Linked DNA regions of Homo sapiens: region 2 is linked to region 1. A link is a loop called in an ENCODE intact Hi-C map of the cell type or tissue named here. Cell type or tissue: dorsolateral prefrontal cortex. All regions are shown on one strand. Each heading gives the region's core, and the rest is flanking DNA. Links, peaks and the distances in the headings are about the cores only. Region 1 overlaps ACVR1C (activin A receptor type 1C). Region 2 has its middle 68 kb from the start of CYTIP.

What was found. Hi-C counts contacts between places; a loop is a spot of excess contacts. Peaks named below come from ENCODE experiments on the same cell type or tissue, not always from the same donor. Only the 100,000 strongest peaks of a DNase experiment are listed, where the experiment ranks them.
Region 2: it touches region 1 in a loop (2.6-fold over the local background); 48 of 110 quality-filtered maps call a loop at or near these places.

The regions. Positions count from the first base shown.
Region 1 is chr2:157,589,006-157,605,648 of GRCh38, forward strand. All of the region lies in intron 1 of ACVR1C (activin A receptor type 1C), which reads right to left. Among named protein-coding and RNA genes, the nearest start is that of ACVR1C, 32 kb to the right of the region's middle. In dorsolateral prefrontal cortex, for the core only: a CTCF peak has its summit at 8,605 (motif pointing left); a DNase peak (open chromatin) is centred at 8,566; H3K4me3 peaks cover 731 bases; H3K27ac peaks cover 480 bases.
Region 2 is chr2:157,503,275-157,519,917 of GRCh38, forward strand. No RefSeq gene overlaps it. Among named protein-coding and RNA genes, the nearest start is that of CYTIP, 68 kb to the left of the region's middle. RefSeq lists enhancers at 11,529-12,177, 12,178-12,825. In dorsolateral prefrontal cortex, for the core only: CTCF peaks have their summits at 6,664 (motif pointing right) and 6,863; no DNase peak of the experiment used is centred there.

The sequences.
Region 1 (16,643 bases), core at 6,635-10,634:
GTGCTGAAATAAACATACACCTGCAGGTATCTTTTTGACACCCAATTGTGGGATTGCTGGATCAAATGGTAGTTCCATATTTAGTTCTTTGAGAACTCTCCATACTGTTTTCCATAGACACTGTAATAATTTAAGTTCCCATCAGCAGGGTATAAGCATTTGCTTTTCACCATATCCACACCAAACATCTATTGTTTTTTGACTTTTTAATGGTGACTATTCTGGCTGGGGTAAGCTGGTATCACACTGTGATTTTAATTTGCATTTCCCTGCTGATTAGTGATGTTGAACATTTTTTCACATATTTGTTAGCCATTTGTATGTCTTCTTTTGAGAAGTGTTTGTTCGTGTCATTTGCCCACTTTTTAATGGGATTATTTGCTTTTCTCTTGCTGATTCTCTTGAGTTCCTTGTAGATTCTGGATATATCCTTTTTTGGATGTATACTTTGCAAATATTTTCTCCCATTCTGTAGGTTATCTGTTTATTCTGTTAATTATTTCTTTGGTTGTGCAGAGATATAGATGACACAAACAAATGGAAAAACATCCCATGCTCATAGATTGGAAGAATCAATATTGTGAAAATGACCATGCTGCTCAAAGCAATCTACAGATTCAGTGCAATTCCTATCAAAATACAACATTTTTCACAGAATTAGAAAAAATATCCTAAAATTTTTATGGAATCAAAAAAGAATCTGAATAGCCAAAGTAATCCTAAGCAAAAAGCACAAATCTGGAGGCATCACATTACCCAACTTCAAATTATACTATAAATATAGGGCTACAGTAACCAAAACGGCATGGTACTGGTATAAAAGTAGACACATAGACCAATGAAACAGATTAGAGAATCCAGAAATAAAGCTACATACTTACAACCAACTGATCTCCGACAAAGCACACAAAAACTGACACTGGGGAAAGGATACTCTATTCAATAAATGGTTCTTGGAAAAGTGGATAGCTACACATAGAAAAATGAAACTGGATCCCCCTCTCACATTATACAAAAATCAACTCAAGAGGAATTAAAGACTTAACTCAAAGCCCTAAAACCAGAAAAATTCTAGAAGAAAACCTACAAACTATTCTCAACATTCTCTAGGTAAAAAATTTATGACTAAGACCCCAAAAGCAAATGCAACAAAAACAAAAATAAATAAATGTATTATTAATGTAATGAACTTTTCGTTAAATCACAACTGCCCTCCCATAACTATCTAAATGTTCAACTTTTTACCATATAATCTTTGTTAGTAAAACTAAAGTCTTTAAATTGCTAATCACTCAAATTGGAGTTGCTTTTGTAGTACTTATAAAATATTTGATACACAAATGACAACTTTTACTTAACTTCAAATACCGATATGGGAGCAAAAATGGGTACTATTCCTATATAACTGAATATTTAAGAAAGAACAAATTCTATATCAATCATATAGAAATTATTCTCTTCTATCAATAATTTTTCTTAACTGATGAAGCATCATTTCTAGAAACATTTTTATTACTGGTATCCTAAGGGAAATACAATCCTAAAATAAAATACTGTTTTGTTATCAACATTGAACCAAGCATAACAGCTCACTTTCCTATTTATTCTAGTGGTGACCAACATTAATAAATATACTTTTTCATCAATATTTATGTGATACAGAAGAACCATATATTCTAACTTGATTGGGATTCTATAGAGCCATATAGATAAAATCTAGTGCTTTAGAACATGTTTCAAGGCACTTTCCTTGCAAAAAGAGAAGTCATATCATGGGCAAGCATTCATCTAGGTTTCTACTGACAATGAAATCTTTCTAGTATTCTCCAGTTCCAATCTTACAAATCTGATTATACTAGCTTTGTAATCTTAGGCATTACTTTGTCTCCTGTACCTCCATTTTCTTATATGAAAGGCAGGACTAATAATAATATATCTCCTCATAGTGTTGTGGAGAATAAATTAGTTAACCTATATAAAGCCCTTAGACCAATGTCTGGCACATAGGAAATACTATATAAAGACTTAGGGACTATCTCTCCTACTACCGAAGCGGGTAAAGTCAGTTGTCTTATGCAAACAAGCGAAACAATCAAAATATATTTGTAATCCATAAAGGAATAGCCAAATGAACTAGGGTGCAGAGACCATTTAAAAGGCATAATAAAGAAATGCATCTCTTTCCGCTCTGTCAAGAGTGATTTGACTGCTCTCCTTTTTTTAATGACCCAGACTAGATTCTAGACGGTCACACAGCAGGTAGTATCTGGTGATGGTCCAGCCAAAGAATTTGGGAAAAGACAAAGGTCTCAGCCCTCACTCTGTCACTAACTTGCTGATTGACTTTGGAGAAGACATTTAACCTTACAGAGCCTCAGTGTTGTCCTCTGAAAATAGAAAATGAACAGCATAGGGAAAGTGGGTCCAAAAATCTTAAACTCTTACATAACACCAATATTTTATGACCCTACTTATTTACACCTTATGGAAATCTACAATTACAAAATAGGAAAACTCATTTAATGTTAAGAAACTTGCTGCACTATGGTTATTCTTCACTTGCATATTTTAAGGGGCTAAAGGCAGGAAAAAGAGTAACTCTTCTGACACACAATCTCAAACCATTTGTCACTAGACATTTCATCAGAATCTCCTTGGACGCTCTATTTCCAAGAAAAGCTTAGCAACTGACACAACTAACTAAGGAATATGAATCCACAGAGTGAAGACAATCATAAAGCACTCAACAATTAAATATATGTTAGTTTCACATGCATTCGTCATCTCATATAATCCCACTGCAACTGTGGGAGTTAGTTGTCACTATCTCCATTTCATACATAACAAAATGAGGCTCAAAAAGACAAAGTGACTGACTTACGTAACAGTCTCTGGACTACTCAAGCAATGGTACCTTTCATGACTAAGGTGCCATAAAGAAATGGGTAGGTGAACAATTCTCCCACCCCACAAATTTCTAGCAATTGTGAATAAAATAGAATTCTAATACAGCAGAAAGAAGCTGATAACTAATTAACAATTGAAAACTAGGATTCTGATCTGTATTATTCTAATAGCCTTTAAAACACAGTTGGTATTTTTGAAACAAATTCTACCTACCTATTTTCTGAGGGGACATGCAGTCAAATAAAATTCAATATCATGTGCCTTGCATCTAAAATAAACAATCTCACCTTACAGCTTTATCTAAATTCTGTATTAAGTAAGGCTCTGAGTACATAATCTGATACTTTCTCTTTGAAGCACTACTGGCTCCTTATAAAAATGATTACATAATAGTTCTTACCAAGGATTTATGCGGATACTCACTGAATGTTTCACAAGCTATAAAAATTTATCCTGGTTAAAAGTAAAAGTTACAAATCTTAAGAATAATATAGACATAGGTGATATAGTTAAGACAGAAAGTGACACCTTACTTTAAATCTTGCACGATGAAAAACACTGGCAAAATTGAGGATTTGTTAATGATAATGGCTTCAAACATCTGCTACATGTTCCCATTTATTCCAGTTCAACTGGCAGTATGATAGGACTGACAGCGAACAAACAGCAAACTAAATAGGACCTAAGATGAATAAGTAACATACGACATACTCAGCCTCTCATATTTCATTTCCCACCAGTCCACTATATCACTGCATTTGACATATAATTCAACTATATTTATATTAATCATCCTCAACATAGAACCTTTGTGCTGCCAATTACAATATAAGTTGCCATTAGTGATTAGACATGATTTCATATTTTGTCTCTTTCAAAAAAAACTGATGTTCATTGAGTCAATTATACTACAATATTCTGTGACAGAACAAATCTGGTTGTTAGTAGGCAGTAGTCTTGTCTCATGTTTATTTTATACTTTCCCATTACAATGTATTTGAGTCCTATGGAAAGGGACAGCAAATGAGGTTGAAGAAGGAAAACAATTACCCATAATAAGGAGGTTTATTAGATTTTTCACCACAAGGAAGATTGTACTTTGCTTTTGTCTCCTCCTACCCCTTTAATTATCCCCTTTTATCCACTCTTTGCCAATTCGTCTCTAAAAGGCAAGACATCTGTTACCCACAAGACATCTGTTACCCACATCAACTAAAGGATGTGCACATTCCTAACCAACCAGAAAATAAATATTCATCCATATTTACATGTGATGGCTAGCACACCCTGGTGTCCAGAAATATAAAAACCATCTGACTACAAAAAAGAACCAAATTTGTTGATCCGCATTTATGTGCTATTCTTATTAGAAAGCCAAATATTTATTTGGCAAATATTAGGTGTTTTGAATTAGACAGTATTCTCAATATGTTGGTTACATATTACTACGTTTCCTTTGTTTGGAGTCTATATGCTAAAATTAACCAGTGCTTAACATAAACATCTGACATAAACTCTTTCTTCTTTTCCAGACATTAGTTTATTCAATTTCTCTAGTTTTAGACCAGGCTATGAAACACAAAATATTTTTTTAATTCAGAAAACTGTCTCAGATTTGACCTGCTGAATATGTAATCTTTTCATCATTTGCAGGCTTCTGAGTTAACAAAGGGAACAATTCAAGCTTTTCAGTGTGCTGAATATGAAAAGTACAGCAGCAGGAAAGAAGCCAGGAAAACTAGCACTAGCAAATCTGAAGGAAAGCCAGACAGGGTCAAAGGAAATCGGGCAAAGATCTAGCTTCCTTTTCTATTCCTTGTCAAAATTTTATTTTCTTGTCATGTGGTCATTTCAAAGCATTTGCCTTTCTTAACAGTAAGGAAAAACAGAAAAAAGAAAGAAAGAAAGTAGCATTAATAAAATATGGGCAATATAAATGCAAACTTTTTTGGCCAAATGAGCTTTCAATAAAGATTCAGCTGGTAGAAATACTACTTCTCAGGCTGCAACCAAAAAAATTCAGAACTCCACAAATAAGGGAAAACATCCATCACAAAGAAAAACTGTTCCTTTGCACAAAGTAGCAATTACGTTCCCTGTTAAAGAAGGCCTCACCCTTAGAGCTGAGAAGGAATGAAACCACCCTACCAACAGAGATTCTGTCCAGGAGAACTGCTTAAACTTCCAGCTGTAGGGCTCAATTTAGTTAGAATTCAGCATATTGTAAATTATTAGTACTAACCATTTGGAATTTTCTCAGTCCAAAGGCAACACTGACTGACACTGGAGGTTTTAGTTCACCTGACCACCAGCCACCTGAGACTTTAGACATGTTCCCCAATCTCTCCAGATCTTATCTTCCTCACCTGTAAAATGAGGAGGTCAAGAAGCAGGCTAGAAGACTTCTAAAGACCCCTCCAGGTCTATAGTCCTCTGCTACTCTGAACTTGTGTCACAATTCTCAATATAAGTGACTTAAGGATTACCTATGATAGATGAAAAGAGAGAATTGGTGTTGGGTATGTGAACAGGATAGGTCTGTGCCCCCAAATTCACACCCTGCTATTTCAGTGGGTGAGAGAATTCTACTGGTTTATAAATCAACAAAACATCTCTAATTAATATTAAAAATTGTTTATCCTGTACTATATGTATTACATGATAATTGAATGTTCTTTCCAATATCAGCATGAAATTTGGGGGCGATGGGGGAAAAGTGATAGAGGCCTGAAAATGTTCATAGCCTCTCTGAGTTATGTGAGACATCCAGAGACTGTTGATGAGTCCCTCAATCTTAGTGTCCACAGGATTACAGAAATAGTATGCAAGACCAAAAGCGACTCAAAATAGCACCACACTTCAGCAATCTGAATAGTCTACATTCTACTAAGTAGATATTAAAATGTTTCCCAATAATATTTCAATGGCTGACAGCAATTAGAGCTTAAAACTGGCTAGAAGAGTGTTATTTATTTACTTACTGCCTCAAAATTTTGAATACATATGGAAAGGACACGTATGATGGCACAATGTCATAAAGCTTTTAGTGCAATTTAAAAACTTAACAGGAAAATTTCTCAGTTTAGCATTTCTGCTTATCAGCGTGGTGATTAACTGAAATTTTCACCTTTCAAAGAAAGCTTTTTCCAGAAATACCATGAATAACCTTAGCTGCTAAGCTCCTCCAGTGTGGGACAATTATTAATCAACCATAAAGGGATACAACATAATCAAAATGGTTCACGACAAAATTATTTGTGTGGATTCTCTTAAAACATCCCTTTGAAAGGATGAAAATGCAGGATTCTTAGATAGGAAGATGGCAGTCTTCTCCTTCCTGCCTTTGGAAGGCAAGGCATGAGTGGGCAACAGGCTAGCAGGGGTAGCAGTTGGTGATAACCGCTCTTGGGTACATAGCAGTGTCTCCAAGGCTGAATCTTTGTTTCCTTAGGGAGGATACAGACTACCTGGAGTCCTCTGGCCCAGTTTAGACTTTGCAGCCATGTAGGGGGAAAAAACAGACCCTATTTGAAGTGTCAAAGAAAAGAGTATTCCCAATCACAGGACACATTTCCTCTGCTAATCACATATAATCCTTAATTTGAAAGGTTATTTTCTTACCCTGGCAGCCTAAATGGTTCCACATCAAACTGTTCCCCAGTAATTGGGGTTTCTTAATCTATTGTCTCCTGCTTAGGAGAATATTGGTGTTTAATGGATTCCAATTACATTTAGAATAAAGCAAAATCCACAATCATTATCATGACCTGATAGGCTAATAGTCTGGGTTCTTCCCACTCCTCCAACCTCATCTCTCATAACTCAGCCTTCCGGAGCACTGGTCTCCTTTTCACAGCTGTGATATAACAAGTTTCCCACCTCATGGCCTTTGCTCTTCTTGTTCCCTTTGCCTGTAGTATTCTCCCCTTTCTTCTCATTCTCCAGGTCTCAGCTCAAATGTCACCCCCTCAGAGAAATCTTCAGTGACTCCCCTTGCTCAAGGATCTGCTCCCCATCCTTCCTGCTATGTATCACAATCTGTAATTCGCTTTTTAATTGTATTAGACCCACTAGAATGAAAACTTCATGAGGGCAGGGCCCTTCTCCTGTTTTATCTACCATCACATCCCAACGTTTAGAATAGGGTCTGTCAGTGCGGTAAAATCCAATAAAGATGTACTGAATTACAAATTGTAGAAAACTGCAAAGTACAGAAGAAATTTTTGTCCATGCTATTTATCTCTTGGATGAATTTTAAAGTTTCTTCTCAATTTGAAAGAGGTTTTTATAAAGATATAGAATAGAACAGAATAGAATAGAAATAGATATAGAAATCCTTTGTCATATGTGTTACATATAGCTTTTCCCACTTTCATATTTATTTGCTTTTTTCCTAACACATTACCTTCATTATTTGGGGGGTGGGGGGCAGAACGATACTTGCCCCTTGACAAAAAGAAGTCAAGTAATACACATAAAGAAGGAAGTAAAATAAAATACATCACTCCTAATCCCATAACCCCCGAACCACTAATGTATACAACTTCTCCAAATATTACTCCGTGGAGTTTTACACTAGATATGCATAGTGATGTTCTCATTAAAATCCAATAACATGATAGACATAAACTGTGTCTATCAATATTTTACTCTGCAATTTATTTTGCTTTAAAGCTTAGAAAATCTCCCATCCAGATATTTTCTAAATAGTCAATATTTTCTTCCAATTTATGATTTGTTTTTTAGACACTTAAATATATATGCAATTTTGATATGGATCATCCAATTCATAGCTAATATACAAATCTCCTTGACAGTAGTAAATGAATTACTTTATGGCAAGTCTTTAGATAAGTTTTTAAGATCATTATTTAAAGAGTACTTTACTACATGCCAAACTCTTTGGCAAAGAGTCAAGGCAGGGAGGGAGGGAGAGAGGAGAGAGAAAAGACATGCACTAAAGGAACTTGGCCTTGTAGGTTAAAGGATGTTAGGACAGTGTGGTAAACTGAGTCAGGGACACATGTAGGAGCTGTGAGCTGCGTTGGGACACAGAGGTGGAGCACTACTGAATCCGGCTGGGGCTGCGGGTAAGGGACGGGGCAGGGGCGGGAAGGTTTCTTGGAGGTGAATCTTGAGAAGCACACCTGTTCAGCCTTCCTGCCGTTCGGAGGACGAGTCCCAGCCCATCCTCTCAGTAGTCCTCCAAGACGGTCCAGACAGCACCCACCAGCCTGAGGAAACCGCGGCAGTCCTCCCTCACCAGGCAGTGTGGAAATACCTCCTGCTGCGACGCGGCCCTGCATGTGCATTAACCTGCCCCCACTTTGTCAACGGGTTTGGTAACACTCACTGCCCTGATGGAACTCCATTCCCGGTCCCCAGCGCGCTCCCCACCCCAAAAAGGACCTTGGCACCCCGGCCCGCCCCCGGGGAGCTCCCCTTGCCTGGACTTGCAGGTTGGAGCTCGGAGCCCTCCCCCAGAGCAGCGGCCAGGAGCTTCCGCCTCCCCTTCGCCTGATGAATTTGCGAAGGGACACCCTGCGGTCGCCGGGATGCCCCAGCTTTCCGCTGGACCTTGGCGCAGTGAATTCGGCCCCGACGACAGCTCCCGCGGGGCTCGGCCACCTGCCCGACGGCAGCGCAACCCCCAGGAGACGTTCTCCGACGGCTTCCCGGCGCACCCGGGTACCATCTAGTGGCAGCAGAAGCAGGAGGCAGGCTATTTTTTACAGAATGACCTCCACTCCGGATTAGCATTTCTCAAGCATTTTTAAAACCTGTGTGTCTTTAAAATAATCATAAAATGTCGCACTCTCGATTTTCTGTTATTTGAAATTTTAAAATAAAATGCCTTGTCTAGAAGCAAATCAATGCAGTGATGATTTGATGACGCTTTTTCATTTGGAAATAGTGGCCCTCCACTCGTGAACGCCCTTAAAGATCACCATTCTAGCCCGGGAGGATTTGCTAGACCGGTATTTATTGAGAGAAATCTCTTATTTGAACCAAAAGATTCCACCTATCCAAATATTGCCAGTGAAGTCTTTCTAAATTGTAAGAAGAAATGAGAAACTGATAATTAAGCCCCTAATGTGTATTATAATTTGCATATTCACATAGGTCCTATTGGTCTTATAGCTGTTATATTTATGCTCACATAAAATCATACCTGATAATGGTGGTTACCAGATTTGGAAATTTCACTGACCAGTAAAATTTCAAAAATAATTTGGGGACCCAACCAAGGGTTACACCAAATTTTTGTGTTGTCAAGGAAGAACATTGAAAAAAAAAAAAAAAGCATCCTCTATTACTATGATTTCAAAAAAGAAGTCAATTCACATGATTTAATCATTTCATACTGTATACATATCAAAACAACACATTATACCTCATAAATATATACAATTATGATTTGTTAATTAAAATATTTATTAAAAGAATAAAAATAAAATAGCTCACATTAAAAAAAGAAAAAAGAGCATTATACTACCAATCAAGAAAGTAAAGACATAAATCCCAGAATTAAGGTCTGACTTTACCAAAATCAAGGCTATCTTTTAAAAATTTCAAATGTGGATAAACATAATTGTATTTTATAATGTTACATTTATTTTCTTTTAATAGTTTTTTTTTTTTTTTGAGATGGAGTCTCACTCTGTCACCCAGGCTGGAGTGTAGTGGCACAACCTCGGCTCACTGCAATCCCCACCTCCTGGTTTCAAGTGATTCTCCTGCCTCAGCCTTCCGAGTAGCTGGGATTACAGGCGCTCACCACCCACCAGGCTAATTTTGTATTTTTAGTAGAGGCAGGGTTTCCACCATGTTGGCCAGGCTGGTCTTGAACTCCTGACCTCAAATGATCCACCCATCTCGGCCTCCCAAAGTGCTGGGGCTACAGGCGTGAGTCACCTGCCCAGCTTTAACAGTCTTTTTCTAATACAAATTATTAATCTGGGGGTTGACTGCATCAGAAAGTGGAGCTGAGTGTCCAAGCTGTTATTATTCCAACCTATTGTGTTAACAATGAACGGCCATACTCCACATGGAAATGTTGTCTCAAGTGGAAGGGGCAATTTTCTGTAGTGCTATTTTTACTCAATATGGAATATTCTGGAAACTGAAAAAAGCTGAATAGGCCGGTCGCGGTGGCTCAGGCCTGTAATACCAGCACTTTGGGAGGACGAGGCAGGCGGATCACGAAGTCAGGAGATTAAGACCATCCTGGCTAACACAGTGAAACCCCGTCTCCACTAAAAATACCAAAAATTAGCCAGGCGTGGTGGCGGGCGCCTACAGTCCCAGGTACTCTGGAGGCTGAGGCAGGAGAATGGCGTGAACCCGAGAGGGGGAGCTCGCAGTGGGCCAAGATGGCGCCACTGCACTACAGCCTGGGCTCAAAAAAAAAAAAAAAAAAAAAAAAAAAAAAAAAAAAAAGGCTGAATAATAATAGCCACCCACTCCAAGCTACAGAGAAAGCTAATAATGGCAGACCAGGTGTCTAGCTAACAAGGGACATCTCTGCCCACGGAACAGGGCTGTTGAGCTTTCCCGGCTCAACAAGCTCACTCTAGATAAGATGTTCACCTGCCAGAAATTCACTTGGCAATGCCTCCATCAGTACTGGAGCACAAATCTTAACACTGTATTTGATCAGCCTGCACACTTTGGTCTATTTTATAGGACTTGGAAGATAGTATGCGTTTTTTGAATTAGTACAGTCTTGGGTTCAATATATTGTTTGTCAAATCTATGATTTCCTTGATGATTAACTCTGGATCAAGAATACACCATACACTTTAAATATTGTTTCCATAGGAAATGATTACCAATTATAATCAACTCCTGAAGGATACTATTTCCAGCAATATCTTGCAGTGATAAGCAGGGATTACTACTCTGTAGCATGGAGAGGTGAACCTGTGTAAAGAAAAAACACCACAGGATCCCTAATCCAGTCCAGGGCATTTAGGGAACAAGTTAGGAGACTTGGGGTTCTAATCCTAGTTCTAGTAATATGGCCTCTGGGCCTCATGTGTTCAACTGATCTGTTTAAGAAAGAATTCAATTAGATGATCTCTAATGTGCCTTTCAGTTGTAACGTTCTATAACCCCAAAAGCAGAAGGCATCAATGGCCACCATCCAGTATCAGAAAGAGCAATAGGAGTGACAGCATACCCAGAAAACCAAGTTGTTGCCCTAGAATCACAGTTGAGGAAGAAAACTGTTCAGGAGAATCATGTATTCTTATAAAGACTGACATGAATAATCAGAGTTCATATTTTGGAGGTCTGTTAAGTCACTGAAATCTAGTTTTGTGTTTTCAGTCTCTATTAAAGTAGAGAAGATAGCAACCAAATGAGAAAAGAGCAGAGTTCAGTGATGAAAGGAGGACATGGCATACTCAATCTATTTGGGAAATATGCCATGAAATACAAAAAATTAACGACAAAAAACATTAAGTTCCAAACTAAAAGCTAAGAAAGCTCTGACTTGTTAAAAGGAAACAATTAAAAGTAACCAGTAAGTAATAAACAATTAATAGTCATATTACACAGTTACAAGATTGAAGAGATAGAAAAAGACAGAACTATCTGTCTCAAGTTTAGAATGAAAGTAGCAAAGAAAATTGAAAAGGTAAAGTCCTCAAGGGTTCTCAGGGGCTCACTTGTCAGAAATTTTTACCACAATCCACAGTTACATATTTACATATGATCAGATATGATAAAGAATAGATAATTCTCAATGTAGAAATAAAAGGAAACTATCCTAAATAAGAAGCTGATCTAGCTAAAAATAGAGTGGCAAGTTCAGAGTTGAAAAGGGAAGAGAAGGACAAGTGATTTGGAAGGATCTTTTTGTTTTATTAAGGCCGATCCTAGCTGAGCATCTTTCCAACACTGACCATGAGGCTCAAAAGTTTACCCTGGATACTATGAGGAATTCATATATTGTGCAAACATAAAAAGGGCGCATCACCTACCCCTCCCTTCAAAGAATATGGGTGGGAAAGGGAGCTGATGAATGGGGAGCACATTTTTAAAATCCATAATGCTTTTTAAAAATATAGTTCTTAGACTTCTAGGAATTGTCATAAGTATTTCAGAAGGTAGGTTACCGGCCGGCTGCGGTAGCTTGCACATGTAATTCCAGCACTTTGGGAGGCTGAGGCAGGTGGATCACTTGAGGTCAGGAGTTCGAGACCAGCCTAGCCAACATGTTAAAACCCCATCTCTACTAAAAATACAAAATTAGCCAGGCTTGGTGGCAGGCTCCTGTAATCACAGCTACTCAGGAGGCTGAGGCATGAGAATCACTTGAACCCGGGAGGCGGAGGTTGCAGTGAGCTGAGATTGCACCACTGCTCTCCAGCCTGGGTGATAAAAAAAGACAGTCTCAAAAAATAAAAATAAAAATAAAAAAAATAAAAAAGAAGGTAGGTTACCTGGCTTCTCCTGGTTCCTTTTATCTATCAAGATACTGTTAAGTAAAATAACTGCCTGTTTCTTTTTTGCAGCTGCCCAAATATATTTCAAGACATAAAAGTATAAAAGTGAGGAAACATAAGAAAGAAGTTATAGGACCTCCAAAAAGTCTCAAAGAATTCATATTAGCCAGAACGAAAGGAAAGTCTAAGGTAGGTCATCTGAGTCTTGCTGCTTCTTTGATAGTGATATAAAACAAAACAAAACAAAAAACTATAGCAAAGAAACAAACGAAAACCTTGTTTGTAGCTGCGTCTGAGTTTAACATTGTTGGAATTCAGCAAGGTGCAGTAAAAAAGATCCTGCACTTTGGAAGATGCGTATCTGTAGTTCTAATCCTGAGCCACCTCTAACCCTGCTGTGCAGCCTGAGAGGTTACCACACCTCTCTAAATCTGTCCATGCACTGATGAAGTAGGGATAATAATTCCTATCTCACAGGATTAGTATGAAAATTTTAAAAAGAGATATTCTAGATAACACATTTAACACACCACAGATGTTAAAAGAAAAAGAAAAAAAAGAACACCCGAAAATTAAGCTCCTGCTATTACAAGTTATGGGCTATTCAGAGCTCAACATTTAAGGCACAAACCACACTCCTTAAAAATAACTTTCAGTGTTTCTCACAACTTTCTGGTTCTGATTAACGTTTCCCTTGGTAGTGACACTGCCACACTAAGGTGATAAAATCAGCAGCTCCAAATCAAGATAGACATTTTCGTTAAAATAAAAAAAAAATTGACATCTGTACATAACGAAGGGGTAGATGTAACTGGAACATTAACTCACATATTGGTTACCACACTAATTTTTCCCTTTCAATCAATTATTTCTTGGGCCCAATAATTTCAACAGAAAAATGAACAAAGTAGATGAACAGAGAAAGAAAAGCTATCAATAAACATGAAAAATTTAAGTCTCACTAATAATCAAAACAGAAAATTAATGCAAAGACATAACTTTCATTTGCCAAATTGGAAATGATTCTGTAAGTTATAACATGCAGAAATGGTTAGGGGGTTGGTCAATGAAATTTCATCTTCATACACAGTTGGCAGAGTATAAGTTGGTACAAACTTTTAGATGTACAATCTGAAACGTTTATCTCAAGTCCTAAAAATATTTATGACATTTGTGGTTGTATTTCTACTTCTACATGAAATAAACACAAAAGTTTCTTTAAAACTTCCATTAGAGTTATTATTCACAAAAGTAAAAAACAGAAATAGACTAAACACCCCCAAATCAAGTAATATCCTCCTTTTTAGTAATATTTATTTAGGTTGGAACTTGTTCACTATAAATATGAAAAGTAAAATAATTAAACATACAGGATATGAGCTCAATTTTTATATATGCATTGAAATAAATAGAATGAAACACATTCAAATATTAATAGTTGTTATCTCTGAGGTATGGGAATAAAGATGATTTTTACATTTTTCAACACTTTTCCCTAATTTCCTATAAAGAATATATTAATATGCTGTAATCAGGGATGAATATTAATTTGTTAAAGTCATTTCTTGTTCCGTCAAAGTATTTAGTTCACAGGGAGTAGCTAAACATATCACAAAGACATCTTCAGTCAGCTTTTCAGCAAAGGCCTCTAAAATAATCCTGATGGTGGGGTCTGGGTAAACACCCACAGGTTTGACTGCCATACTACACCATAGCTACAGCAAATCTGTTTTCAAGTCCAAAAATTGGAATTTGTGGTCTGAAATAGGCTAGCATACTTGAAAGCAGGGCTGTCCCTGAAAATTCAGATACATCATCATCATAAAATGACTCCTACGCTACATGGAAACTTACCTGATCTCTGGGACATAAATAAGACTAGCCTAGCTTGATGATCTTTCCATAACTTTTCCTCTTACCTTTTAATTGTTGAGACAGGGTTACAACAGACACAGTGACTATCCCTGACTGGAGAAGATAATCAAGAAAATGCTGACTGCCCACTATGTGCATGGCACTGTACTCAACAAGGGGTACCTCTAATCTGACTCAGCAAAATAGGTTTGTTAACACATTAATGATCCTCTGTAGAGACTGCAGATGCAAGCAAAATTCTCCATAAGCAAGCTTAATTCTATAGTAAAGCAAGAAAAGGAGCCCAAGTAGCCCATAAGTGTTCTCCTGTAGGTGATAAATGACCTTTCAAGTCCAACCAAGTGCTTTCACCTAAAAGAACAGGTGAGCAAATGCTGCATTTACAATGAGCTTTATCTGTGTACAGATAATGTCCCTGACTGCAATTTCCTTTGCTAAGAGAAGAAATCACTATTCCATGTTAACAAATTAAACATAACCTAATTTATCCTAATTTGATTTCATTTCTATCTACTTAATACCATTTTGCAGAATGAAGATTACACAGACAAAACACATTTTAATATGTACAGAAATTCCTTACTTTCAAAGAAGTTATAAAACATGGGTAAATTTTAATTATTTGTAATTTTAAAATATGTCTATTGAATTAATGTTATAACTGCATATGGCAAAAAAATAGTACAGGAAGAATTTAAAAGAAAAGCATCCATCTGGTGACCCACATCTCCCCACTCTCACTTCCCAGAGGTACCCACGTTTAACTATTGTTGTTATTCTTTGGGACATTATGTTAGGACATTAATTCTAAAAATATACCTGATTAACCAATTTGAAACATAATCTGCTGATTTCCTGATCTGTATGACTTCTTAGTTTATCTATAGGATCTCCAATTTGGGGAGGAGAGCCAGGTTTATTGAGATGTAATTTACATATAGAAATTATTACAGTAACTATTTTAGTGTAGTTGTATGAGTTTTGACAACTACAATTCCATAATCCCTCCTGCCAAACTTATACTACTTTTTAGACATTTTCTCTCTCTGTCCCAACTGCTGGCAAGCAGTGATATTTTCTTTTCCTATACTTTTGCCTTCTTCAGAATGTCAAACGAATGCAGTCTTTTGAGTCTGGCTTTTGCATTTGGTTTAAGGTATTTGAGATTTATTCACCATGTTGCACACATCAGGAGCTTTTTTGAATGCATATACAACCATTTGTTTATCCATTCATCAGTTAAAGGACATTTGGTTTTTTCCCATTTTTCTGGATTAGAAATAAATCTGTAATAAACATTAATATACTGTTTTTAGGTAAAGTAAGTTTTATTTCTCTTTGCTAAATATCTAGGAGTGGGATTACTATTTTGTATAGAAGGTGTACATTTAACTTTACATAGAATTGCCAAAGTGTTTTCCAAAGGGCTTGTATCATTTTACATTTCCACCAGTAATGTATGAGAGTTCCAGTTACTTACATATTTTGTCCACTTCTTACTGAGTTGTTTCCTTAATATTGAGTTCTGAGTATTCATTATATTTTTTGGATACAAGTGCTTTATAAGATATGTGTTTTGCAAACATTATTTCCTGGCCTGCATCTTGTCTTCTCATTCTCTTAACAGCATCTTTCAAGGAACAGAAGTTTGTAATTTTGATGAAGTCTAATTTATTCAATATTTTTCTTTTACAGATCATGCTTTTAGTACCCTCATCTAAGAAATGTTGCCTAACCTAAGATCAAAATGTTTTCTTCTCTGTTTTCTTTTAGAAGTTTTTATAGTTTTAGATTTTATTCTTAGGTCCATTTTAGTTAATACTTGTAAACATGCAAGAGATTTTGATGTTCTTATTTATTTATTTTTGCTTATGAATGTACCCATGTAATTTGTTGAAAAGGCTATTCTTTCTCCATTAAATTGCCTTTATAATTTTGTCAAAAAAATCAATTGACATATATATATATATGGGTCTATTTCTGGTTATTCTATTCTGTTGATCAATGTGCCTCTCCTTTTGTCAATACCACACTGTCTTAATTATTGTAGATTTATAATGAATCTTGAAATAGGTACTACGAGCATTCCAACTTTGTTCTTGTTTTTCAAAATTGACTTGGGTATTCTCATTCCTTTGCCTTTCCCTATAAATTTTAGAATCACCTTGGTGAATTCTACGTAAATTCCTGCTGAGATTTTGACTGAAACTTTGCAATCTATAGACCAATTTGGAGAAAATTAATAAACTGACAACACTGAGCAATTGATTCTGTGAATATAGTACAATACGTCCTCAATATCTGTAGGGAATTTGTTCCATGACTCCTGAGGATATCGAAATCCATGGATGTGCAAGTCTCCTATATAAAATGGCATAATATTTGCTTATAACCTATGGACATCCTCCC
Region 2 (16,643 bases), core at 4,633-8,632, 88 kb before region 1:
GGACAACTCTGTATTGACTGGAAATGGAGCCAGAGATTCGGATGGGGGCTGTTAACATTGTTTAGTACAAAATGTGTTTATATCTTTATCAGGTTATAATACTTTTTTTTTTTTTTTGGAGACAGAGTCTCGCTGTGTCACCCAGGCTAAAGTGCAGTGGTATGATCTTGGCTCACTGCAACCTCTGCTTCCTGGGTTCAAGAGATTCTCGTGCCTCAGCCTCCCGATTAACTGGAATTACAGGCACACACCGACACACCCAGCTCATTTTTGAATTTATTTAGTAGAGACAGGGTTTCACCATGTTGGCTAGGCTGTTCTTGAACTCCTGGCCTCAAGTGATCTGCCCACCTCGGCCTTCCAAAGTGCTGGGATTACAGGTGTGGGCCACTGCACCCAGCCCAGGTTATAATGCATTTTAAGTTTTACCTCATGTATTTAGGGGACAGTATTAATGTATAAAAAAAGTGATATAACACAAACTCTATCCACCTCTGTTCTCTTTCTTCATATCACTCCTTATCCTGAACTGTGAAAATCTCTGTGTATTTTTTAAAGAGTGAAACAAACACCTTTTCAAAAGACCTTCCAGTGATATACTTTGTTCTACGCCGTTTCTGCCTCATGACCTACCACTGCACAGTGTACAGAAATGTTTTGTGCTTCTGTGTTAAACAAACTGGATGGAAGTCACTCTGCCATAGTCAAAGGAACAGCATAATTATCCTTTTCTCTCTCCTTTCCCTCCAGAGAGAATTCAAATAGTCACCAATAATGAATACATTTTTTAAAAGATCAAATCAGGCTAATCCAAAAAGTAAATACATAGACAATGGCATTAAATGGGAATTGCATCAAGTACTTGTCAAGATAGCCAATAAATGGTAGCCTCTCCACCAACACCACCATCCACCATTTGAGAAGGACAAGAGGTAGAAAAAAAAATTGTTGCAATTTTAAAATAAAGTTCATTTATGTTTGCTGCCCACCTCAGTTCTCCCACAGGCAACAAATTCATTTCCATTAGGTCCTGTCAGAGTACAGACTGTTTCCCAAAAGGGGTACAGAGAGGTTACAAAGTAACTTTCAGGAGTATTTTTTGCTTATTGTGGGAGGAGAGAGGGAGAGTAGGCAAAGAACTCTGGGAACAAAATTGTCTCTCCCACTAATTCTATCAATTAGAGATTCAAAGTAGTTAATGAGCTGTTCTTTTAAAGTGTAAAGGTCTTATAGGGTTATGCTTCATTTGCACCTGAATGTCATTAAACAAATAATCAAGATTAGCTAAATTTCAAGGCAGAAAAGCCTGTGGCAGGGGCAGGAGATTTGAAGAGCTTTATAGAGGAGTAATGGAAGAGGCAGCCGGACCCCTGACAGCCAAAGACCCATGGGGCAGTGAGTATCTGAAGGTACGGAAGAAACGGCAGGTGGCAGCAAGATTTCAAAAGGGAAAAGGGCAGTGGCCAAGCTCAGTGTAGACATTTTTGTTCAGAAGTCAGAGAGCAATGGGTGTGTGCCACTCATATTCCAGCGTGACTTTTAGATGACTACTTTAAGATATTCAGACATAAGAGTTTCCCTTATTTGCATACAAAATTATAATCCTTACAACTTGCAAGTTAGATATTATATCCTCATTTCACAATTGAGGAAACTTGCACACAGAGAAATTATATAGCTTGATCAAAGTCCCACTAAGTCTTGTAGATATAAGGGCAAAATTTGACCATAAAAACTTTTTACCACAAAACATGCCTTGCTTTCAAGGATAGCCTCTACACTTGCAGGTTACAAATCTCATTTTCATTCTACTGGGTTCAATCATCCTGGGCTAGAGCTGAATGGACTTTCTAGTTCAACTCAATGTCTTTCTAGTCAACCTATGCCCTTTTACAGGAGTGGGTCAAAAATTAGAAAGAACTCAAACTTTGGATTCCAACACACGGGTTCACAGCTCAGCACTGCCACTTACATGCTATGTAGCTGTTAGCATATTTCCATTTTGTAACATAGATGATTGTACGTAACTTACAGTATTCTTGGTGGATTATCTGCTCCTGCATAAAAAAAAAATCACCTCACATTGTAATAACTTAGAAATGATATGTATTTCACTCATAATTTTGTAATGTGATCAGGTATGTTAAAGATAACTTATCTCTGCTCCACTCAGTGTCTGGGGCAGCTTGAAGGCTGAGAACAAGCATCATCTGAAGTCTCAGTTACTCAGAAGCCAGGCAATTGATTCCAGCTGTTGTTTGAGATCTTAGCTGGTACTGACAACCAGAACATTTACACTTGGCCTCTCCCTGTAGCTTGGGCTTCCTCACAACATGGGGCCCAGATTTCAAAGGCAAGCATTCCAAGACAAAGAGCAGTTAGGTGGCAGCTCTATTTATTTTTATGATTTAGCCTCAGGAGTCACACAGCATCACTTTTGCAGCATTATATTCTTTGAAATAGTCACAAAGACCTACCCAGGATTCAGGGGGTGGGACATGTATCCATTAAAGGGGGAGTGGCAAGGTTCTGTAAGAGCATTGAGATCAAAAGTATTGTGGAGGTCTTTATTGGAAATTAAAATCTGCCACTATCCACTTTCAGGAGACAACAATTCACATCTCTTCCACATGCAAATACACTTAACCCTTTCCCCAAGCCCATCAAGCTTGAGGTTCAGGATCCTGTCATCTAAATCAGATGAAGTTCCTTGAATGTGATTCCTTAAGTTTAGCCCTTTGAATGTCATTCCTCTTGAAATGGAGATCTGTGAACTAAAAGATGATTCATCTACTCCACACACACCTGACATGCAATGTGATAGATTGAAGAAAACCATTAAGAGTATTCACATTCAATAAGGAGAAAACAGATGAAATACAGCGGGTACTGAATCATTCTGACATATAGCCATGTACATATTTCCATTTCCTTCATTAGGAATCAGTCCTGCTACCTAGGAATTCTCCATAACTCTTTACTCTGCCTTTTGAGCTGTTTGACCCACTGACTTATCTTTCCCATTTCATAAAATGTAAGTTGTCTTTGTAGTTAAAGTTTTCTTGGTCTGCTTCCTGCTCATGGAAATTTAGGAGTTAAAATCCTCTTTTAATTTTGTTCTGTCTCCATCCTTTTCAATACTAGATGCTAAAATTCCTTTAAACACTTTGTGGATTTCTTATGAATCAATTTATAATCCACTCCATTAGACAAAAGCCACATGCCCAAATCCCACAGAGATAAGACTTTTTCTAACTTTGGCTCTTTTTAAGAATGCTTCCCTTAAGATTTTGAGAAACGCTATTGTTATATGGAAGTAGTCTGTGAAACACCCCTTAAGGTCATTAGTGGGCTTTTTTCTGTTCAAAATGGTCTAAAATACACTATCTCAAAACTTTATGAGGCCTTAACAAAAGGTTTTATCTTTAGACCATGTTTTCCTGACAGCACCCTGGATTTGATCTCTGCTCAGAAGCCACATCTTAATTTTAGCATCATTTGCCATCTGGAGAGGCTGGGAATGAGAAACAGTTTTCTTTTCCAACCTAGCAAGTCCTGGAGACTTTATATATAACAGTGCTTTCTTTAGCTCATCTCTCTTCCTTGCATTTTACTACAGGCAGCTAGGAAGCAGACAGAAGGCAAAGCACTTTCAACCCTCTTTCTGCAAAACTCTTTAGCTAGAATATAGGTATATTTCCTATTTTCCATTTTACTGCAGGAGACATTATTGCTAAGCTTTCTGCCACTACATGAGTCCCCTTTCCTCCAGCTTCCAAAAACATTTTCCTCTCTTTTCTTCAAGTTCTCACCAACAGCCTTTTCAAGGTCACCAGGCTTCCTCTGATAGCTTCCTTGATCTCTTTTAAGTTTTCAGTAACACTCCCCTAAAGACATTTCCCATTTCCACCTGCCTCTGACCCTAAAGCTATTGCCACATGTATTAGGTTTAGTTTTAGCTACGCTTCAATTCCTGGAACCAAATGTGATCCAGCTATCTACTGCTGCCAATAAAATCACCCTAAAACTTAATGAATTGAAAGCATGACACTTATTTTGCTCAGAAACCTGCAATTTGAGGAGTATTCTGTGTGGATTGCTCATCTCTGCTCAACTCAGCCTTAGCAGGGGCACTTCAAAAACTGAAGGCTAAATTCACATTTTGTCTCTGCTCCATGATATTTGAGACCTCAGTGGGTAGACTTAATATCTGTGGATAACTTGTAGGCTATGACCTGAAATCCTCTGAAGGCTTGTTCACACTCATGTCTAATGGTCGATACTGGATGTTGGCTGAGATCTTACTGGGGCTGTTGGCCAGAACACCTACATATAAAGTCTATGTGTCCTGGGCTTCCAAACAACATGGGTGGCAGGTTTCCAAGAACGTGAGAGAAGTAGTGAGCCAGGAAGAAGTACTGCCTTTTATGAATTAGCCTCAGTAGTCATGTATATGGACATAGAGTGTGGAATAATAGACACTGGAGACTCAGAAGGGTGGGAGGGTAAAGGCAGGGGTGAGGGATAAGAAATAACTAAATGGGTACAATGTACATTATTTGGGTGACGGTTACACTAACAGCCCAGACTTCACCACTAAACAATAAATCCATGTAACAAAACTGCACTTGTACCCCTTAGATTTATATATTTTAAAGTCATGTATGGCACTTCTGAAGCATTCTTTTTATTGAGACAGTAACACAGGACCCATAAGTTCAGGTGGTAGTATTTTAGAAGAGCACGTGAGACTAAAAATATTGTTTCTGCCATTTTTGGATAAAACAATCCATGTCAAAAAAGGTTAAATGAAATAATGTACATTAAGAAAGAGATGCTCAACTGGGCACGGTTGCAGATCCCTTGATCCTAGGAGTTTGAGTCCAGCCTGTGTGACACAGCAAGACTCACCTGAGACTAGCCTGTGTGACATAGCAAGACTCACCTCGTTAAAAAAAAAAAAAAAAAAAAAAAGATACTTACCACATGTCAGTTCCCTGCCTCAAGTAAAATATACATTCCTCTTCCACCTTAATCCAAAGTATTGCCTTAACATGAAGTATATGGATGGTCTTTAAAGACATCTTAGATTGAAGGTAAAATCTCATGAGTGTAAATGTATGTATACTTTTTTTCAATGTTGATCAAACCCATCAAGTTCTTAAAATATCAGTGACCAGGAAAAAATAGATATTTCTATGGTCTGTATCATTGAGAAGAGTATTTTTAAAATATATTTTAGGAAAGTGACCTATTTTCTGTAATGCTGAAGGTCAACTTTACAGATGTTTCCTTCAGAAAAATTAGCAGGTGAAAAAAAGTCACATCAATACAAAAAAGGTTAAATTAAAATTTTTTTTCTAATCCAATAGATACAAATTGCATATACTTAAGCAAACACACATTCTCTCTTTGTTCCATCTTGCCCTTAAATAAGCTCTCTCAACTGAAACAGAAATCAGTTTGCAGTAATGCAGCATTCCTATTTCATTAGAGTGGGCATGAAAGAAGCTACATTATGATGGAACTAAAAGCCACTGGTGATTGCGTCGATCTGCCCCTAAGAGTGGTTCTTTCTCAAATTTCAATATACAAGCTCTGCTTTCATGAAGCCTCAAAAGAGCCTGAATGTAGCTTTATGCTACATTTATATGAGTCATAATTCAGAGGTGACCGAGCCATGTGAAGGAGGAAGTAATGAAGCAAAACTCTTCCTCTTCTAAACCAGCCCTAAGCACTACTGTCCTCATTATCTACTGCTTCTTGAGTAACCAAGACTGGAAAATGGAAGAATACACAAAACTGGAAAGAAAAAGAAGAAAAAGTGGGAGTAAGAAAAGGAGGCACAGTGTCACATTGGGGGCATATCAAGCATCTGCCCCTCCAGCCCCTAACATGCCAGAGGGAGGGAAAATGTAACTATCAGAAAGAAAATAGAAATGTTGAAAGTATATATAACTACCTACATTCATTCTGAATAAAAATCTATGATAATCTGTAAAAACTGCAAATTTCCTAGATAACTAACCTTAAACATACAAGGAACATAGGCACTATAAAAAATATTATATTCCAACCATTCCTACAGTGAGATTGATCATTGCAGGGGTAATTGTGTAGACGTATGAACGGCTTACAAGTAGTCCATCCCTGAAAAGTTGTTATCATTCAGCACCTTGAACTATATGTTGAGGGGTTCCCTCAATATGAATAAATGATTGTGAAACTCTTTTAATCTCTCTCCCTCTCATGCTCTTTCTCTGTCTGTCTCTGTCATATGAACACATTTTAATAAATTGGTCATGTCCAAAATTTTATTTTAGGCATTTATTACTCTGTTGCACTTGACTTGATTCAGTCTCAAAAGACCTAGTCCATAGAATAAATAAGCTTTTAAATCAGTAATTGAATAAACAAAATATAACACATTAAAAATCTTACAAATTAAAACAGGGACTTCTGCTTCCATCCATGACAGGCTATCTGGTACTAAAATTGCCCTCCTGCCATAAACAGCTAAAAATCAGGAGAAAAAAAAGATATATACATATGAATGAAACATATATATATGTATAACATATGTGTGAAATATATGTGTGAAATACGTGTGAAATATATATATATAACTATATATATACACATATAAAATAAAACTCAGGCATTTAACAACAGGTGGCAGCATAGGATTATAATCCCTAAAATAAGGGAAACACCGAGCCCCACTATTGCCCAGGGTCTTTCTTTTCCTAGAGGCACTTCTTGAAAGATTGTGAGGAGAAAGGCTGAACCAAGCTAAGCTATCACATGGCAGTCTTGCTAAGTGAAGGAGACAGATATTGAAGTTTGACAAGTCTAAGATAACTGGTATTTGCAGAACCAGAGGGAGCTTCACAAGGAAGCAACTTTGAAACTCTGCAGTGAGGTACCCTTGAGTCTTTTTCTAAATGCTACGTAGTACCTACTTAGGAGAACCTTCATGAAACAAAGCAAAGAACAATTTTTGAGAAGCAGTAAAAAGAACAATCCCCAGAGTTCACACAGAGTTTGGGAGATGTCTGTGTACTGACCAAGAAGAATGTAGAGAATTTACTGAAACCTGGGGCATTCAGTTGAAATCCAGGAGGATTACACCTTTGTAGTAAGATTAAACTAGTCCTAGCGTTAAAGCTACTCTAGACCTTCCCTTACAAAACTTAAAAACAACACTTAAAAGGAGCAAACTATTCTTCAGTGCTCTTAGATGCCTTCCAAATCAAACTTCAACTCTCCTGAAAGGATGGCAATAAGATCCAGATACTCAATAATGTAACCTTTACAATGTCCAGTGTCTAATAATAAATTACTGGGTATGCAAAGAGAAAAAATATAATTCATAAATGAAAGGGCAGTTTTAAAAAAACAGACTCAGAGAAAGACAAAGATTTGAAAATAGCTATTATAAATATGGTCAAGCACTAAAGCAAATATAGAAATAGTAAACAAATGGAAGCTATATAAAAGAGACAAGTGATACTTCTAGGGCTAAGAAATACAGTATCCAAAATGAAAACTTCACTGGAAGGGTATATTAGGAGATTTTAAAATGCAAAATAAAGGAGTAATAAACTTTAATAAATAAGCAATAGAAATGAATCAAATTGAAGTACAGAGAAAAAAAGAAGCTGCAGAAAAATGAGAACCTCAGTTACCTATGGAACAATATCAAGTTGTCTGATATACATGTATTTGAAGCACCCTAGAATAGAGGAAATAGTGCATGGAATAGAAAAACAACTCTGAAGACATAGTGGTGCACAGAAATTTTGCAGATTTAATGAAAACCATAAACACACAAATCCAAGAAGTTCAGTGGAACAAAAGTAGGATAAAAACAAACAAAAAGCACACCTAAGCCCATTATAATAACATTTCTGAAAACCCATCTTAAGATGGTTTTTCAGAAAAAAAAAAAATCTTAAGATGGCAAAAAAAAAAAAAGTTACAATACAAACAGAGAAAGAGAATTACTCCTGACCTTGTCAGAAACAATGCAAATTAGAAGATAAAACAATGTATTTAATGTGCTGACAAAAATAAGCCAGAAAATCCCCAAAACTGCTTAGAATTCTATGTCCACTGAAAATATCCTTCAAAAATGAAGGTATTTTTAAACTAAAAAAAGCTGAGAGAATTTCATGCTCTATAAGGAATATTAAAAATAATCTTCTGACTGAAAAAAGTAATATCAGTCCAAACTCAGATCTATACAAAGAAGTTACAAGCATCAGCTATAGTAAATATGAGAAAAAAATGTTCATATTAAAAATATTTTCAATGTAATTTATTTAAAATGGACTGTTTAAAGCAAAAAATTACATCGCTACATTGTGAAATTTAAATAGATACAGAAATAAAATGTATGACAACCAAAATAAAAAGGACAGGAGGGAGAAAACTAAAAATACTTTGTAAGATTGTTATTATATGTAATGTGGCATAACAGTTTTTGAAGGTAGATTATGATAAGTTAAAAATGTATATTGTAAATCATAAAACACACCCTAAAAAAAAGCAAAATCACTAATAAGTCATAGAGAAAATAAATTGGAATATTAAAAATAATGAACTAATCAAAAACAAGAAAAAGTAAAAAAAAAAGGAGATGAGCAAAGTGGAAAAAATAGTAAGGTAATAAAATTAAAATTAATTATGTTGATAATTATGTTAACTATAAATGGTCTGTACACTCCAATTTTTTTTTATTTTTCTTTAAGTTTCAGGGATACATGTGCAGAATGTGCAGGTTTGTTACATAGGTATACATGTGCCATGGTGGTTTGCTGTACCTATCAACCCATCATCTAGGTTTTAAGTCCCGCATGCATTAGCTATTTGTCCTGATGCTCTCCCTGCCCTCGCCCCGCAAGCCATGACAGGCGCCGGTGTGTGTCGTTCCCCTCCCTGTGTCCATGTGTTCTCATTGTTCAACTCTTGCTTCTGAATGAGAACATGCGGTGTGTGGTTTTCTGTTCCTTGCACACGCTAATTTTTAAAAGTGAAAAGTTGTCAGACTAGAGAAAAATGTAAGACCCAACTGTACACGATCTACAAGAAATCTACTATAAATATAAGACCCATATATATTAAAGTATGGAAAAATATATACCATGCAAATACTAATCATAACAAAGCTTCAGTGGCTATATTAATATCAGATAAAGTAGCTTCAGATCAAGGAATATTATCCAACATAAAATGGGATAGTTCATAATAATAAGGGAATTCATTCATCAACAAGGCATAATAATCTAGGTGTGCATACATACGCACCTAAAAACAGTTTCAAAATACCAGAAATAAAAACTGATAAAGTGCAAGAAGAAATCAGCAAATCTATAATTATAGTTGGGAATATCAACACCTTTCTTTCAATAATTGGTAGAATAATTAGAAATCAGGATAAAAATATTTGAACAACGCTGTCAAACAACTTGACTTTATATTTACAGAATACTATACACAAAACTACAAATACATATTCTTTTTGAGTGCTCACAGAACACACACCAACACAAGCCATATTCTGGACCATAGAACAACTCAATAAATTGAAAAGGATAGAAACCATTCAGATTCTGAACAACTCAGGACAAAACTATCAGTAAGTAAGAGAACTAGTTTTCGACTCAGAAGATTGACTCTAGTAGCCAGGTCCACTATAACATGCTATCAGGCAAAGGAAAAACACTGCCAACTTCTGAGAAGGTGTCCCTTTTTTTTCCAGGGGCTTATTAGTCAAAATATATATGCAGCAGAATCCATACATGCAGAAATTACTCGTGCCTTTTTGACAAGTAGAAGGCTAATTTTTCTATTTTTAGTAGAGACTGGAATTCACCATGTTAACCAGGCTGGTCTCAAACCTCTGACCTCAAGTGATCCGCCTGCCTCAGCCTCCCAAAGTGCTGGGATTATAGGCGTGAGCCACCACGCCCGGCCACAAGATTTTTAAAGTTTACAAAGAATATATGGCATCTCTATTTTTCTGGGGACTAAAACTTTAATGCTTCACTGATTGAACTTAGACTTTGAGCTAAAATAATCCTCAAGCATAAATTCATTAAATTAAACATATATTTACCAATTGCTTTGTATGTCTAAGCCACAGTTCCCAGTATTGTGGATAAACGAAAGTTGTTAAGGTGAAGCCTAAGCCCTGGGGGAACTGATCTTGTAACATCAATTGTATTTCCAAACATTACCACAGTGGAAAAATTGAAAAATGAAAATTTTAAAAACACCTTTAACAATATTATCTTAAAAGCAGGCAATACTCAGGGAGAAATTAAACAAAATAAGTGCAATACAAATAGATGGGGAGAAAACCTTCAAAATATTGTTTAAATAAATTAAAGAAGATATAAACAAATGGAGAAATATAAAATGTTTATGGATTGGAAGACTCAATATTTTTTAAGGAAATCATTCTCTCCAAATTGATCTATGACATCAATGCAATCCCAATAAAAATCTCTCAGGGTTTTTTTTTTGTGTGTCAAAAATGACAATCTGGTTCCAAAATTTATATGGAAGTTAACAGACTTAGGATAGCACAAAACAATTTCAAAATAGAACAACAAAGTTGGAGGACTTATACTGCATCATTTCAAGACTTACTATAAAGTGAGGATAATCCAGTGTGCAACTGACACAGCAAAGACATACAGATAAAAGAAACAGATAGGAAATATAGAAACAAACACATGACAAATCGAACTTTGATAAAAGTGCCAATATATTTAAATATGAATTTTTTTTCAACAACAGATACCGGAGCAATGAGACATCCATATGGATGTGACCTCTGTCTCACACCATATACAAAACTTAAATCAAAATGTATCAGGGATAAAAAGTTAAAGCTAAAACTGTAAAACTTCTAGAAAAAAACATGGGCTAGGATTCTTCATATTTTTGAAGTAGACAAAGATTTTTGGATAGAGCACAAAACAAAACAAAACCACAAAGAAAAAAATTAATAAATTGGTCTTCATCAAATTTTAAAATTTCTGCTGGGGAGTGAGGGATAAAAGACTACAAATTGGGGTACAATGTATACTGCTTGGGTGATGGATGCACCAAAATCTCACAAATCACCACTAAAGAACTTACTCATGTAACCAAATACCACCTGCTCTGCAAAAACCTATGGAAATAAAAAGATAATAAAATAAAAATAAATAAAATAACATTTCTGCTCTTACTAAAAGGCAAATTACCAACTGCAAGAAAATATTTGCAATGCATGTACTTAACAAGAGTACATACTGTATAATTCCATTCATATTAAATTGATTTTTCATATCAATCTTATATCTTGTGGCCTCACTGAATTAAAGTATTAATTCTAGTAGCTTTTTATTAGATTCATTAGGATTTTTTAATATACACAATTATGTCACCTGACCTCATTTACTTCTTATTTTTCAATCTCTATTTCTTTTTTTTTTCTTTTTTAGAAACAGGATCTCACTCTGTTGCCTAGGCTAGAGTGCAGTGATGTGATTATAGCTCACTGTGGCCTTGAACTCATGGGCTCAAGTGAGCCTCCCACCTCAGCCTCCCAAGTAGCTGGGACTACAGGTGCATGCCACCATGCCTGGCTATTTTGTCAACATTGTTTATAGAGACAGGGTCTCACTATAGTGCCCAAGTTGGTCTCTAACTCCTGACCTCAAGTGATCCTCATGCGTTGGCCTCCCAAAGTTCTGGGATTACAGGCATGAGCCATCACACCCAGCCCCAATCTGCATTTCTTTTCTTTCTTTCTCTTACCTTATTTCACAAATTAGATCTCCAACACAAAGTTGCATAGAAGTGGTGAAAATTAGGGGAGGAGCCAAGATGGCCGAATAGGAACAGCTCCGGTATACAGCTCCCAGCGTGAGCAACGCAGAAGACAGGTGATTTCTGCATTTCCATCAGAGGTACCCGGTTCATCTCACTAGGGAGTACCAGACAGTGGGCGCAGGTCAGTGGGTGCGCGCACCGTGCGCGAGCCGAAGCAGGGCGAGGCATTGCCTCACTTGGGAAGCGCAAGGGGTCAGGGAGTTCCCTTTCTGAGTCAAAGAAAGGGGTGACGGACGGCACCTGGTAAATCGGGTCACTCCCACCAGAATACTGCGCTTTTCCGATGGGCTTAAAAAACGGCGCACCACGAGATTATATCCGGCACCTGGCTCAGAGGGTCCTACGCCCAGGGAGTCTCGCTGATTGCTAGCACAGCAGTCTGAGATCAAACTGCAAGGCGGCAGCGAGGCTGGGGGAGGGGCGCCCGCCATTGCCCAGGCTTGATTAGGTAAACAAAGCAGCCGGGAAGCTCGAACTGGGTGGAGCCCACCACAGCTCAAGGAGGCCTGCCTACCTCTGTAGGCTCCACCTCTGGGGGCAGGGCACAGACAAACAAAAAGACAGCAGTAACCTCTGCAGACTTAAATGTCCCTGTCTGACAGCTTTGAGGAGAGCAGTGGTTCTCCCAGCACGCAGCTGGAGATCTGAGAACGGGCAGACTGCCTCCTCAAGTGGGTCCCTGACCCCTGACCCCCGAGCAGCCTAACTGGGAGGCACCCCCCAGCAGGGGCACACTGACACCTCACACGGCAGGGTACTCCAACAGACCTGCAGCTGAGGGTCCTCTCTGTTAGAAGGAAAGCTAACAAACAGAAAGGGCATCCACACCAAAAACCCATCTGTACATCACCATCATCAAAGACCAAAAGTAGATAAAACCACAAAGATGGGGAAAAAACAGAACAGAAAAACTGGAAACTCTAAAAAGCAGAGCGCCTCTCCTCCTCCAAAGGAACGCAGTTCCTCACCAGCAACAGAACAAAGCTGGATGGAGAATGATTTTGACGAGCTGAGAGAAGAAGGCTTCAGACGATCAAATTACTCTGAGCTACAGGAGGACATTCAAACCAAAGGCAAAGAAGTTGAAAACTTTGAAAAAAATTTAGAAGAATGTATAACTAGAATAACCAATACAAAGAAGTGCTTAAAGGAGCTGATGGAGCTGAAAACCAAGGCTTGAGAACTACGTGAAGAATGCAGAAGCCTCAGGAGCCGATGCAATCAACTGGAAGAAAGGGTATCAGCAATGGAAGATGAAATGAATGAAATGAAGCGAGAAGGGAAGGTTAGAGAAAAAAGAATAAAAAGAAATGAGCAAAGCCTCCAAGAAATATGGGACTATGTGAAAAGACCAAATCTACGTCTGATTGGTGTACCTGAAAGTGATGGGGAGAATGGAACCAAGTTGGAAAACACTCTACAGGATATTATCCAGGAGAACTTCCCCAATCTAGCAAGGCAGGCCAACGTTCAGATTCAGGAAATACAGAGAACGCCACAAAGATACTCCTCGAGAAGAGCAACTCCAAGACACATAATTGTCAGATTCACCAAAGCTGAAATGAAGGAAAAAATGTTAAGGGCAGCCAGAGAGAAAGGTCGGGTTACCCTCAAAGGGAAGCCCATCAGACTAACAGCGGATCTCTCGGCAGAAACCCTACAAGCCAGAAGAGAGTGGGGGCCAATATTCAACATTCTTAAAGAAAGGAATTTTCAACCTAGAATTTCATATCCAGCCAAACTAAGCTTCATAAGTGAAGGAGAAATAAAATCCTTTACAGACAAGCAAATGCTGAGAGATTTTGTCACCAGCAGGCCTGCCCTAAAAGAGCTCCTGAAGGAAGCACTAAACATGGAAAGGAACAACCGGTACCAGCTGCTGCAAAATCATGCCAAAATGTAAAGACCATTGAGACTAGGAAGAAACTGCATCAACTAATGAGCAAAATAACCAGCTAACATCATAATGACAGGATCAAATTCACACATAACAATATTAACTTTAAATGTAAATGGACTAAATGCTCCAATTAAGACACAGACTGGAAAATTGGATAAAGAGTCAAGACCCATCAGTGTGCTGTATTCAGGAAACCCATCTCATGTGCAGAGACACACATAGGCTCAAAATAAAAGGATGGAGGAAGATCTACCAAGCCAATGGAAAACAAAAAAAGACAGGGGTTGCAATCCTAGTCTCTGATAAAACAGACTTTAAACCAACAAAGATCAAAAGAGACAAAGAAGGCCATTACATAATGGTAAAGGGATCAATTCAGCAAGAAGAGCTAACTATCCTAAATATATATGCACCCAATACAGGAGCACCAAGATTCATAAAGCAAGTCCTGAGTGACCTACAGAGACTTAGACTCCCACACATTAATAACGGGAGACTTTAACATCCCACTGTCAACATTAGACAGATCAACGAGACAGAAAGTCAACAAGGATACCCAGGAATTGAACTCAGCTCTGCACCAAGCGGACCTAATAGACATCTACAGAACTCTCCACCCCAAATCAACAGAATATACATTTTTTTCAGCACCACACCACACCTATTCCAAAATTGACCACATAATGGGAAGTAAATTCTCTCCTCAGCAAATGTAAAAGAACAGAAATTATAACAAACTATCTCTCAGACCACAGTGCAATCAAACTAGAACTCAGGATTAAGAATCTCACTCAAAACCACTCAACTACATGGAAACTGAACAACCTGCTCCTGAATGACTACTGGGTACATAACGAAATGAAGGCAGAAATAAAGATGTTCTTTGAAACCAACGAGAACAAAGATACAACATACCAGAATCTCTGGGATGCATTTAAAACAGTATGTAGAGGGAAATTTATAGCACTAAATGCCCACAAGAGAAAGCAGGAAAGATCCAAAATTGACGCCCTAACATCACAATTAAAAGAACTAGAAAAGCAAGAGCAAACACATTCAAAAGCTAGCAGAGGGCAAGAAATAACGAAAATCAGAGCAGAACTGAAGAAAATAGAGACACAAAAAACCCTTCAAAAAATTAGTGAATCCAGGAGCTGGTTTTTTGAAAGGATCAACAAAATTGATAGACCGCTAGCAAGACTAATAAAGAAAAAAAGAGAGAAGAATCAAATAGACGCAATAAAAAATGATAAAGAGGATATCACCACTGATCCCACAGAAATACAAACTACCATCAGAGAATGCTGCAAACACCTCTACGCAAATAAACTAGAAAATCTAGAAGAAATGGATACATTCCTCGACACATACACTCTCCCAAGACTAAACCAGGAAGAAGTTGAATCTCTGAATAGACCAATAACAGGAGCTGAAATTGTGGCAATAATCAATAGCTTACCAACCAAAAAGAGTCCAGGACCAGATGGATTCACAGCTGAATTCTACCAGAGGTACAAGGAGGAACTGGTACCATTCCCTCTGAAACTATTCCAATCAATAGAAAAAGAGGGAATCCTCCCTAACTCATTTTATGAGGCCAGCATCATCCTGATACCAAAGCCTGGCAGAGACACAACAAAAAAAGAGAATTTTAGGCCAATATCCTTGATGAACATTGATGCAAAAATCCTCAATAAAATACTGGCAAAATGAATCCAGCAGCACATCAAAAAGCTTATCCACCATGATCAAGTGGGCTTCATCCCTGGGATGCAAGGCTGGTTCAATATACACAAATCAATAAATGTAATCCAGCATATAAACAGAGCCAAAGACAAAAACCACATGATTATCTCAATAGATGCAGAAAAAGCCTTTGACAAAATTCAACAACCCTTCATGCTAAAAACTCTCAATAAATTAGGTATTGATGGGATGTATTTCAAAAAATAAGAGCTACCTATGACAAACCCACAGCCAATATCATACTGAATGGGCAAAAACTGGAAGCATTCCCTTTGAAAACTGGCACAAGACAGGGATGCCCTCTCTCACCACTCCTATTCAACATAGTGTTGGAAGTTCTGGCCAGGGCCATTAGGCAGGAGAAGGAAATAAAGGGTATTCAATTAGGAAAAGAGGAAGTCAAATTGTCCCTGTTTGCAGACGACATGATTGTATATCTAGAAAACCCCATTGTGTCAGCCCAAAATCTCCTTAAGCTGATAAGCAACTTCAGCAAAGTCTCAGGATACAAAATCAATGTACAAAAATCACAAGCATTCTTATACACCAACAACAGACAAACAGAGAGCCAAATCATGAGTGAACTCCCATTCACAATGGCTTCAAAGAGAATAAAATACCTAGGAATCCAACTTACAAGGGATGTGAAGGACCTCTTCAAGGAGAACTACAAACCGCTGCTCAAGGAAATCAAAGAGGATACAAACAAATGGAAGAACATTCCATGCTCATGGGTAGGAAGAATCAATATCGTGAAAATGGCCATACTGCCCAAGGTAATTTACAGATTCAATGCCATCCCCATCAAGCTACCAATGACTTTCTTCACAGAATTGGAAAAAACTACTTTAAAGTTCATATGGAACCAAAAAAGAGCCCGCATCACCAAGTCAATCCTAAGCCAAAAGAACAAAGCTGGAGGCATCACACTACCTGACTTCAAACTATACTACAAGGCTACAGTAACCAAAACAGCACGGTACTGGCACCAAAACAGAGATATAGATCAATGGAACAGAACAGAGCCCTCAGAAATAACGCCGCATATCTACAACTATCTGATCTTTGACAAACCTGAGAAAAACAAGCAATGGGGAAAGGATTCCCT